Linked DNA regions of Homo sapiens: region 1 is linked to region 2. Evidence: chromatin loops called from intact Hi-C (ENCODE). Cell type or tissue: chondrocyte. All regions are shown on one strand. Each heading gives the region's core, and the rest is flanking DNA. Links, peaks and the distances in the headings are about the cores only. Region 1 overlaps LRRK1-AS1 (LRRK1 antisense RNA 1). Region 2 overlaps LRRK1 (leucine rich repeat kinase 1).

Region 1 (5,362 bases), core at 284-5,283, 61 kb after region 2:
ATGTGGCTTTGCTGGCCACAAGCAGAACTACCAACAGCAATGAGCAGAGGCTTGAGCAGGTGTCTCGGTTCCTCGGGGAAAAGCTTGTTCTGTGGCCTGTTGGGTGACACCAAAGGCCAGGTGTCACCACAGAGACTCTGACTTGTTGGTGGGGACCTGGACACCGGGCTTTGAAAAGCTCATGGGGGCTCCAACACACAGGTTTGGGGACCCTCAGGGGTTGAGGGTTGCAGGTGATCCTCCAGCCCAGCCAGCCCTGCATGTGCAGGGGACCCTGGGGAGGGGCAGGGGAGCTAGGGTGGGTGTGGCTGCAGCACCCCCTGAGGCCCCCTCAGGAGAGCCGGGTTACCCATCGCTGGCAAGCAGCTCCCTGCATGTGTGAGTCCCTAGGTTGCCGTCTCCAAACGGACATCTGTGCGGCTCAGTCACCAGACAAACTGGGGCCACCCATTGCCACAGCTGCAGAGGCGCGACTTAAAGAGCGAAGTGTAAAGTATTCGGGTTGGGTGGTTCTGACTGTACCAAGGGACGTGTGCATCAGACCTGCTTACCTCACCCCAGGGGGGACAAGCCTGGGGCAATTTTAGGGTCGAGGGTGCGCCACCGTATCCCAGATCCCCAGGACCCAGCCCAGGCTGAGCTGGACACTAGTCTGGGGCCTGCCAGCCCCTCCCCACCCTGGACAGGGCTTGTGCACTCAGCAGGGCTTTCTTCCCAGGGGTTTTCTGCTCAGCCCCCTGCACTGAGGGTTTCCTACAACTAGCTTAGTCACTGGGGTCTCGGCTTATCAGCCTCAAGTCACACATGACATCAGCACCCAGAGGTGTGAGCCCGTCCCCATCCATTCATTTCCTCCACACACATGCTTTCCAGGGGCCAGGCACTGTGCTAGACCCAGGGACACCATGACAGATGCCACAGATGAGGTCCCCCATGCCGTGGACGTCCGTTCAGGTGGGTAAGACTGACATAAATAAGCACACGGATAAATGAGCCAGGCTGTGCCAGGTCGTGACAGGCAGGGGCAAGAGCACGAGGCTCACAGGGACACCTGGAGCAAGGCGTCCAACATCACGCTGGGTGGTCGGGAAGCTGGAAGAGGTGGCATGAGCCCAGCGGGTTTCTTGGAAAAGTAAACACACTCAGGGACTTCACTCTGAGCAGGCACCCCAGATCCAGGGAGAATATTCAGTGAGCCCAAGACTCAGGCAGGCCAGGCTCACTGCCTTCAAAATGCACCCAGCCAGGGCCTCTGCTTCCTCCACTCCTCGCTCTCCTGGGCAAGTTGGGGCTGGAAAGCGGGGCAGGAAGCTCAGGCCCTGCCTGGCCTCGAGGCTGATGACATCCTTTGGAACTGTGATTTTCAACCCAGCTGCCAGAAAAGGCCACGGGGAACACCAAGAACCCCTGACATCCAGGCCACACTCCAGCCAGTAGATGAGAATCTCAGGGGCTGGGGTCCAGACATGAGCCTTTTTAAAGCTCCCTAGGGCATGCCCCTGGGCCGCCGAGGGAGCTTCAAGGGAGGCACCCTGGGAAGGCCGCAGAGCTCCACAGGGGTAGAGCGGGTCAGGGCTTTAGGGTCAAGCAGGTCTGCGTTTCAATCCACACTCACAACTTACTTAGGCTCTCTGACCCTCAGTTTCTCATCTGCAAAATGGGTCGATACCCACTCATGGTGTTAGGATTGAACAAGGTAACACAGGTAAGTGCAGGGTGTAGCGCCTGCCCCCTAGGACACACGGTGTTAAATGTAAGTGCCCTGCTCCCATCCAATATCAAGTGGCAAAGAGCAGAGTGGAGTCAGCAGACCCAGGAATGACCCCAATCCTAACCTCTACTGGCTTTGTGAACCTCAGTTTCCCTGTCTGTAAGGTGGGGAGAAGCTCTGTGGGTGCTGGAGGACCTTGGCAGCATGATGCCCTCCCAGGGTGGACCTGCCAGAGCCAGCGGCCTCGCACATTGCATGGCGTCTGGGGATGGACAGCCCAGGGCTGCAGAGACGACCTGCAACCCCGCCGTGGCCTTTTCATTATCACAGAAATAGCTTCTTTCACGTAAAATGATGTGAGCAAAGAGGACCCTGAACTGTGGCTTCAGCAGATCGCTTCTTGCCTGCACAGATCTTCTCCAGGGGCCCTGAGGTCTCAACTCCCTGGGCTGATGTTTATCAGTGAATTCAACGGCCGGCAGCAAGGGCGACAGAGAGGCCACTGAGGGAGGCAATCCTGGGCCCCCAGGATTCACCTCCAGTCTGATAGTCCTCTGCCCTGGGGGGATCCTCAGCATCCACCTTCACCTAGGCCTGGCCTCTGCTCTGCAATTCCCCAAGATCAATGCTCTGGAATGATTTTGGAGGCAGGCAGGGAGCCCCTCCCATGCTCTCCTTCTCCCTCTGGCTTCCATGAAGTGCACACAGGAGGCACCTCACATTCCCTCTCTTCCTTTCTTCTCTCCCTCTTCCCCGAGCATCTCACCAGGGAGGGCCACATCTCTCTGAGGCTAGAGGGAGGGTGAAGACTTCATTGTTTTTGGAAGCCCCTCCTCCTCCCACCGTCAGTTCCCTGCCCTGCCCCGATATCATCGTCCTGGAGCTGCAGAAACACATCGCTGGTCTCCCAAATGAAGTTCTTGCTCCCAGCAAAGGAGGGTCAGGTGTCCCCCACTCTCCCCCCAGGGGCCCCCGCCTCTTGGTGGATGGTGAAGAGCTCCGGTGGCAGGCACAGGCCGCTGGGACATACCACTTCCCCCAGCCCACCCCCAACTTCCCAGGCTTCCTTGGGAATGGAGCTGGAATGAAAGCTGGGAGGTCGTGGGCCCTGAGTCTGGTGGCCAGGCCTGCAGGGGTTCCATCAGGGTGAGAGAAGAGGCCAGTCCTCCCAGCGTGGACCTGCCAGAGCCTCCGGCCTCCCACATCATGTTGCATCTGGGGATGGACAGCCCAGAGCTGCAAAGGTGACCTGCAATCCCACTGATGGTCTTTTCGCTGTTGCAGAAATAGCTGCTTTCATTAAAATGATGCCTCCCAGGGCAGCCAAGGCCAGGGCTGCTGCCTCAAGGACCCTCAACCAGGCGTAGGTCCCAGGACAGCTTTGTGGCTAAGGAAGCCAGTGCATGCTCACCAAGGACCCCTATGGGCCCTCTGTGTCTAGGGGACATGATGTTGGCAACCCAGATCCCTGGGATTCTCCCCACTTGGGGCCACCATGGCGAGAGGAGCCACAGACAGCTGAGGGTGGAGGCCCTGTCTGCGCCATATTTCCTACAGGATGCTGGGAGTGAGCCTTCAAGCTCATCCAGGCCAGGCTATTGCAATTTTTTTTTTCCTTTTAGAGATGGGGTCTCAGGCTGGAGTGCTATGGCAGGATCACAGCTCACCGCATCCTCAAACTCCTGGGCTCAAGCCATCCTCTTGCCTCAGCCTCCCAAGTAGCAGGGACTAGAAGCACACACCACCATGCCCAGATAATTTTTAAAAACTTTTTTAGAGATGGAGTTTCACTCTGTTGCCTAGGGTGGTCTTGAGCTCCTGGGCTCAAGCCATCCCCCTGCCTCAGCCTCCCAAAGTGCTGGGATTACAGGCATGAGCCACGGCACCCAGCTAGGATTTTACTGATTTTTGTTTATAAAAACCTTTTTCTCAAAAAAAAAATCTGACCTGGACATTCAATCAGTGAAGCCTTCAGAAGGGCAGGAGTGGGGATGCGTGCCCCTGAGTCTTGCCCACTCTTTTCTGAGAGCGTTGGCAGGGCCCCGTGGCTCCAAAGGACTGAATGAAATCCTCTGGTTTAGTCCAGTGTGGAGATGCCCATTCTACAGGTGAGGAAACTGAGGCTATGGAGACAGAGTGTGCCTAGCAGACGTGAGTGGCTCCTGCTGCCCCTGTCCCTGGCACTCCTGCCCTATCTTTCACTGGAAATCATTCACATGGCTTCTGCAGCCTGCAGACCGCACTCTGGCCGGCTCCCACCGGAACCCTGACGCGTACCATATTTCTGGTCTGACAGCCAGCCGTTGTAAAACTGAACCTCCTCCTTGTAATCGCCAATAAGTTTCCCCTTGGAGGAGCTGACTTTGAACTTGCAGAGAACAAAGACCCCTTTGTGGCTTGCTTTTGGGAAGAGAGATGGGGGGAGAACTGCATAAATAATATGAGAAGCAGCAACCCCAATTATATTTTGTTACCTTCTCTTGTGAATATGAAATAAAAACCACTTTATTTTGAAAGCTGCAGGGGAGCCAAGTTTCTCCAGCCTGGACGTGGAGGCCCGGGGCCCAGGGCCGGGCCAGCAGGACAGTCACTGTGGTTTCGGGGGCAGCCAGGCCAGCTGTGAGCACATCAGGCTGTACTGGCCCCGCCTGGCCCAGGCGAGGCATCATAAAACATGGCATGAGCCGATTTCTTTCCAGCTGCAGGAACTCCAATTTGTGCAGGAGGAGGGTCATTTCTTTACCATTTGGGGCTGGAAAGAAAATGGCTTTCTCCCCTCCTTCCCCCACCACTGTTCTCAGCCATGCGTGTCTTCCTGAGTTTCCCTCCAGCCTCTTCCTGCCAACACTCCACGCAGCAGGGCCAGCCTGGGGCCCCTGCAGGACTGGCGTGGGGGCTGCAGCTGTCTTCCCACCGCTCCACCCTCCCCCAGCACAGGGAAGTCTGGCCCGGCTCACTGCCTGCGGTTTCTTCATACACTCCATGTCCTGACAGCCTCGTGGCCTGTGCCCACGCTTTCTCCTCTCTTTGGCAAGCCCCATTCTTCCCTTGAGTTAAGGTGTCACCTCCTCTGGGAAGCCCTCCCTTAGTCTCTTCCCACCCACCCTTCCAATATTCAGCATAGGGCAGCGTGGCTTTGTCTCAGTGACCCTTCAATGGACTGAGGTCGTAACTGAGGACATAATTCATCCCTGGGCCCCCAGCACACATCACAGGGCCTGAGTCAAGAGCAGCCTGTGGGTGGATGGTTGAGGAAGCCCACATTCTTCTTACTGCATGCTTCCTGGTGCTTACAGTGGGCAAGGCTCTGTCAACCACAAGCCATCTTCTGTAGGAAAAAAAGGAGAGGGGACTTGTAGGTTAATATAACTGAGGCGTCTGAGTAGGTGGCTTCAGGTATGGCTCTATCCAGGGCCTCTCTATCTCATCTTATCACAGGTAGGCCTCCCCTCATGAAAGGAGCTAAAAAGATGCATCCTACTAGCTCAGCAACCCTGTAGCCCTGTAAAGGGACAGTCCCTCTGTTCCCATAGCTTGGCAAGGTAAATGCTCTGTCCCCACCCAGGCCAGGAGGTCTGGAGGCAGAATCTCTTCTGGGAAAGCAAATTCTCTGGCAATTTTTATGAAGCAGACACCCGAAGAGGGAGGTTC
Region 2 (5,362 bases), core at 54-5,053:
GTTGGGGTCCTTCACACTGTTGGCAGGAAGGGTGACCTACAAGGAAAAAAGGCTTAGAAAGGAGCCCTCGGAGAAGTCAGCTGGGTGTGCGTGTCATGGTGATTTGGGAGGCACTTGGCTGTCTAAGGGGGCCCTTAGGCCCATGTGAACCCTTCTGGGCACTTTGCAGCTCCCCACCAGCCAGTGTTCCCCACACAGCAGGTGCTGGGCAGTTTGACAGGTGGGTCCCTTAGACAGTCACCTGAGATGGAAAGGGCTCTGGTGAGCACCTGAGACAGATCGCCTGGAGCCAGCATCCCCAGCCAGGGGCCCCTCCCAACGGGATGCCTTACACATGGACCTGCAGATATCAGATGTGCCTGGAAAGTTCTAGGCATCCACCTCCTACCTTGCATGAAGCAGGCAGTTGGCCGGCCCTGAGGGCACCTCCACAGGGCATCTTGGAGGGTGTTTCTCTGCACCTCCTCTCAGAGGCGTGGGGGAATCCCGTGTCCGGTGACTGAGTTTCGTCTATGATAATTTGCACTCATTTCTGCCCCTGCATTGCCCTTCATGGACATTGTAAACCTGATGTTTCTAATTGTAAGAAGGGTGCCTTCCCCACTGCCGTGATGGTTGGAGGATAGCTCACACCTAGTCTGCGATGACCTGTTAGGGCCCAGTCATGCAGGAGGGATCCCCCCACTCCTCTCAGGCCCCCCAGCCAGCCTGCTCAGTGTCCCGACCACTGGACAGTTCTCGGAAGCATCCTGAACCCTCCCTGGACACATCTTTCAGGACAAACAATTGCGCTCTCCAAAAAGGCACCCGAATGTGGCAGTGGGTTTCAGCCTGTCTCTTGGGTACAGGCCAGGACAGGCAGCTCCCCTGCTGCGAAGGCCTCAGGGCCTGGGGTGCAGAGTGCTGCTCGGGGGGCCCTCCTGCACCACCTTCTTGTGAAGCTGTCTCCTGCTCTGTCCTTATTTAGCCCTGACAGCCACAGAGAGCGACGGGACGCCACTCATGGAGCAGTACGTGCCCTGCCCGGTCTGCGAGACAGCCTGGGCCCAGCACACGGACCCCAGTGAGAAATCAGAGGATGTGCAGTACTTCGACATGGAAGACTGTGTCCTGACGGCCATCGAGCGGGACTTCATCTCCTGCCCCAGACACCCGGACCTCCCCGTGCCGCTGCAGGAGCTGGTCCCTGAACTGTTCATGACCGACTTCCCGGCCAGGTATGCCCCGAAGGCCCCTCCCAGAACACAGTGCAGGTCACAGGGGGCGTTCCTCGCTGTGCAGTTGCCGAGTGATCTCCAGGAAGACCCCTCTGGGGCGGGCAGGTGCCCCGGCCATGGCTTCCCACCAATCTCAGTACCTTTTAGGTTCCCATCCTCGGCTGCCTGAAAGGAACCAGGCTGCCGGCTTTCCATTTTGGAGGCCTTGATAGGCCCAACTGGGAAGAGTGCTTTGCAAGTGCAGCCATCCTGCCTCCCCATACGGCTCCCCCTTCCCCTCGTAGCCAGAGCTGCTCTCTCCTGAGCTGCCTCTCCTTTCCACTCCTACCTCCCCACCAGCTCTAGGGCCAGCAGATAAGTGCAGCCAGTGCTCCTCAAGCATTCAGGAAGGGGAGAGAAGGGAGAGCTCCCACCCAGAGCCTTGTTTACCTTCTTTGTCAAACGCTGACTCCTGTCTGTAGCCCTAGCGCTGAGCTCCCACCCAGAGCCTCGTTTACCTTCTTTGTCAAACGCTGACTCCTGTCTGTAGCCCTAGCGCTGAGCCTTGGACCCCTCAAATCTGTTCTTAGAGTTTATTGTACCTATGCTAACCCAAGATCATAACTAGAGAGAGAATCGGGGAGGAAATAGGAAACGTCACCTTTCAGAAGAAAACTTCCAAAGGGGTCCTTTCTCTACGGCCACCACTTCTGTGGGGTTCACCCTGTGCCAGCCATCACCACCTCTGAGGCCGTTCCTGTCCTGAGAGCCCTCTGTACAGAGGAGACTGAGGCTTAGCAAGCCTGCATAACCTACCCAGGTGTGCTCACCCACAAGTGGCAGGGCCGGGGTGGCCCAGATCTGTCCAGCCTCACAGATGGCTTTGAACCATGACTCTCGGCCGTTGGGGCAAATGACCCAGCCCAGGACCCACCCGCATCAGGGCGGGGGGGATGTGGCTGATGCCGGGCGTGTGTGGCAGGCTCTTCCTGGAGAACAGCAAGCTGGAGCACAGCGAGGACGAGGGCAGCGTCCTGGGCCAGGGCGGCAGTGGCACCGTCATCTACCGGGCCCGGTACCAGGGCCAGCCTGTGGCCGTCAAGCGCTTCCACATCAAAAAATTCAAGAACTTTGCTAACGTACCGGCAGGTAAGCGGGTCCCAGGTTGGTGCTGTTTTTCTCAGACATATGCTGCCCGGGTCTAAGCTCTGTGCGGCCTTAGAGAGGCCTGAGGCTGCAGGCACCCCATGTCCTACTGGCTGACACTGCGCTGTCCCTGGCAGACACCATGCTGAGGCACCTGCGGGCCACCGATGCCATGAAGAACTTCTCCGAGTTCCGGCAGGAGGCCAGCATGCTGCACGCGCTGCAGCACCCCTGCATCGTGGCGCTCATCGGCATCAGCATCCACCCGCTCTGCTTCGCCCTGGAGCTCGCGCCGCTCAGCAGCCTCAACACCGTGCTGTCCGAGAACGCCAGAGGTACCGCGGCGCGCCGCCCCACCCGGCCCCGGAGACCGACAGAGCCCCGGGCGCCTCCTGCCTGGCACGGGGGGTAGAGCCTCAGGTGGCCTTGGCAAGCCCAGGGCACGCCCAACCCATGGCTCGTGTGACCATCCCCTGGCTGCGAGGCCAGGCTCCCCGCCAGGTCCAGTCACTAGGCAGAGCCTTGGCGAGGACGGGGGAGCGCACACTCTGGAGTCGGCTAAGACCAGGCTCTGCCGCGGTCCGGAAAGCCGCTGAGTTTATTTGCCTGTAAAAGGAGGATGGTAACAGGCCTCGCTGGGAGGGCACCGAGCACGGGAGCTGCATTGAATCACTTTCCCAACTGCACACGTACACGGCTGCTGAGACTCTGAGACCGCAGGGTCAGTGGGACCATATTTTAACATAAAATGTCGAAGTAATTTACCTTGAGAAAAGAGCAGCTAAACTCCAGAGTGGCCAGAGGGTGAAAGGTAGCTGTCTTTTGACTAAGGAAGAAGAAATGCTATGAAAATCAATCACTTCTGCCTCAATGGAAGATAATTTTTTAAACAGAATTCTTTACTTTTTTTTAATACAGGATCTCACTTTGTTGGCCAGGCTGGAGGACAGTGGTGCAATCTCAGCTCACTGCAGCTTTGACCTCCTGAACTCAAGCCATCCTCCCACCGCAACTTCCCGAGTAGCTACAAGCACACGCCACCACACCCAGCTAATTTGTTGTTGTTGTTTGTAGAGATGGCCTTTCACCCTGTTGCCCAGGTCGTTCTCGAACTGTGAGCTCAGTCGATCCCCCCACTTTAGCCTCCCAAAGTGCTGGAATCACCGGCATGAGCCACACGCCCAGCCAAACAAAATGCTTCTACTTGCCTCTCACCCCTTTACGTAGGACAGCCTTGACCTGAGGTGAACTCTAGAGATTTCGAACCCTTGCTCATTCAGCAAAATGCCAGCAATTCCAGGAATAAGATATCAGGAATGAAGCTACAGCGATGAGCATTTCTATCCTAAATACTGTTTCACTTAACCAGGCCATTCTCTGTCCTTTATGGCAGTCTGGTGAATAGTGAGAATGTGTCAATGGAATATAAAGTATCTAAGGGCCAGGCGCAGTGGCTCACATGTGTAATCCCAACACTTTGGGAGGCCCAGGCGGGCAGGTCGCTTAAAGCCAGGAATTCAAGACCAGCCTGGCCAACATGGTGAAACCCCATGTCTACTAAAAATACGAAAATTAGCCAGGCATGGTGGCACGCGCCTATAGTCCTAGCTACTCAACTTGGGAGGCTGAGGCAGGAGAACTGCTTGAACCCTGGAGGCAGAGGTTGCAGTGAGCCAAGACCATGCCACTGCACTCCAGCCTGGGTGATAGAGGGAGACTCTGTCTCAATAAAAGAAAAAAGAAAAAAAATCATAAAGTATCTAGGGAGATCGGAAGACAAAAAGACAGTTGTTATCATGATAATTTGATTCTATCAAAACTGAAATTTTGATACATTTGAAAATTGTTTTTCTTTGCAAGATTCTTCCTTTATACCCCTGGGACACATGCTCACCCAAAAAATAGCCTACCAGATCGCCTCGGGCCTGGCCTACCTGCACAAGAAAAACATCATCTTCTGTGACCTGAAGTCGGACAACATTCTGGTGTGGTCCCTTGACGTCAAGGAGCACATCAACATCAAGCTATCTGACTACGGGATTTCGAGGCAGTCATTCCATGAGGGCGCCCTAGGCGTGGAGGGCACTCCTGGCTACCAGGCCCCAGAGATCAGGCCTCGCATTGTATATGATGAGAAGGTACGTGCCTGGATCCCCTGGCCCAGCCCCACAGTGTAGGAGCCCAGCCCTCAGGCTAGCCGGGCAGTCCTGGAGGCACCTGAAGCTTCGGGGCTCAGCATCCCCAAAAGCACATTTTTCTCACTCTCCCTTGCTCAATGAGGGAGGTTCTGGCTTGAACCAGAAGGGTGCAGGGGCCTGTGTCTGTCTGCTTGTAGCAAAGTTGACTTCTCCTTAGCATCAGCCTTCTCAGACCTTGATTCAGTAACATTGTAGAGGCTGTAAACAGCAGATGAAGAGTCCAAGAGAGAAACAGGTCTGGATTTGGGCTCCAACTCACATTTAGATGTCCACAGTGAGGACACAGGACCAGCCTTGCAGGGCACTCAGGAGGAGCAGACAGAATAAGGACGGTAAAGACCCTTGGCCTTAAGTCCCGGCCACAGGGTGCTGGCCAAGTTGAATGCCAAACCAGGAGAAGAGTGAAAGAGCAAGCTGGCATCCCCTGGCAACTGCACTGCCAGCCTCAGTTGAGACAATGACTAAATGTTGATCTTCTGATAACATTTATCCCTGATGGCTACTTGGTAGATGCAGGCACACACACAACTTGAAGTCATCTTACCACGCATGTATTACATCTAGTGCCAGCCTTGTTAATTGATCACCCAGCATTAAAATTCCCTTGTCTATAATTTCTTATTATCTGGTGATTCTACAGATGGTCATTGACTAATTCCTGTAGGAATGACCTGTGCATGTATGGATTAGCTCAGCACCTGTGGTTGTTGCCCATAGAAAAGGCAAATCAGAGCAACAAAAATAAGAGCTTCATAATAGTAGCTGACTTCAACAAGGAGGTCACCTTGAAACTCAGATTATCATGGAAACATTCACATTAAA

Evidence for each region. Hi-C counts contacts between places; a loop is a spot of excess contacts. Peaks named below come from ENCODE experiments on the same cell type or tissue, not always from the same donor. Only the 100,000 strongest peaks of a DNase experiment are listed, where the experiment ranks them.
Region 1: it touches region 2 in a loop (2.7-fold over the local background); 3 of 110 quality-filtered maps call a loop at or near these places.

The regions. Positions count from the first base shown.
Region 1 is chr15:101,111,643-101,117,004 of GRCh38, forward strand. All of the region lies in intron 1 of LRRK1-AS1 (LRRK1 antisense RNA 1), which reads right to left. Among named protein-coding and RNA genes, the nearest start is that of LRRK1-AS1, 38 kb to the right of the region's middle. RefSeq lists an enhancer at 347-1,133. In chondrocyte, for the core only: no CTCF peak of the experiment used is centred there; no DNase peak of the experiment used is centred there.
Region 2 is chr15:101,050,744-101,056,105 of GRCh38, forward strand. It overlaps LRRK1 (leucine rich repeat kinase 1), which reads left to right. Exons shown (of 34, transcript NM_024652.6): 24 at 968-1,217; 25 at 2,179-2,345; 26 at 2,480-2,677; 27 at 4,203-4,480. It overlaps LRRK1-AS1 (LRRK1 antisense RNA 1), which reads right to left. Exons shown (of 3, transcript XR_001751724.2): 2 at 1-36. Among named protein-coding and RNA genes, the nearest start is that of LRRK1-AS1, 98 kb to the right of the region's middle. RefSeq lists an enhancer at 2,687-3,307. In chondrocyte, for the core only: no CTCF peak of the experiment used is centred there; DNase peaks (open chromatin) are centred at 312, 1,208 and 2,904.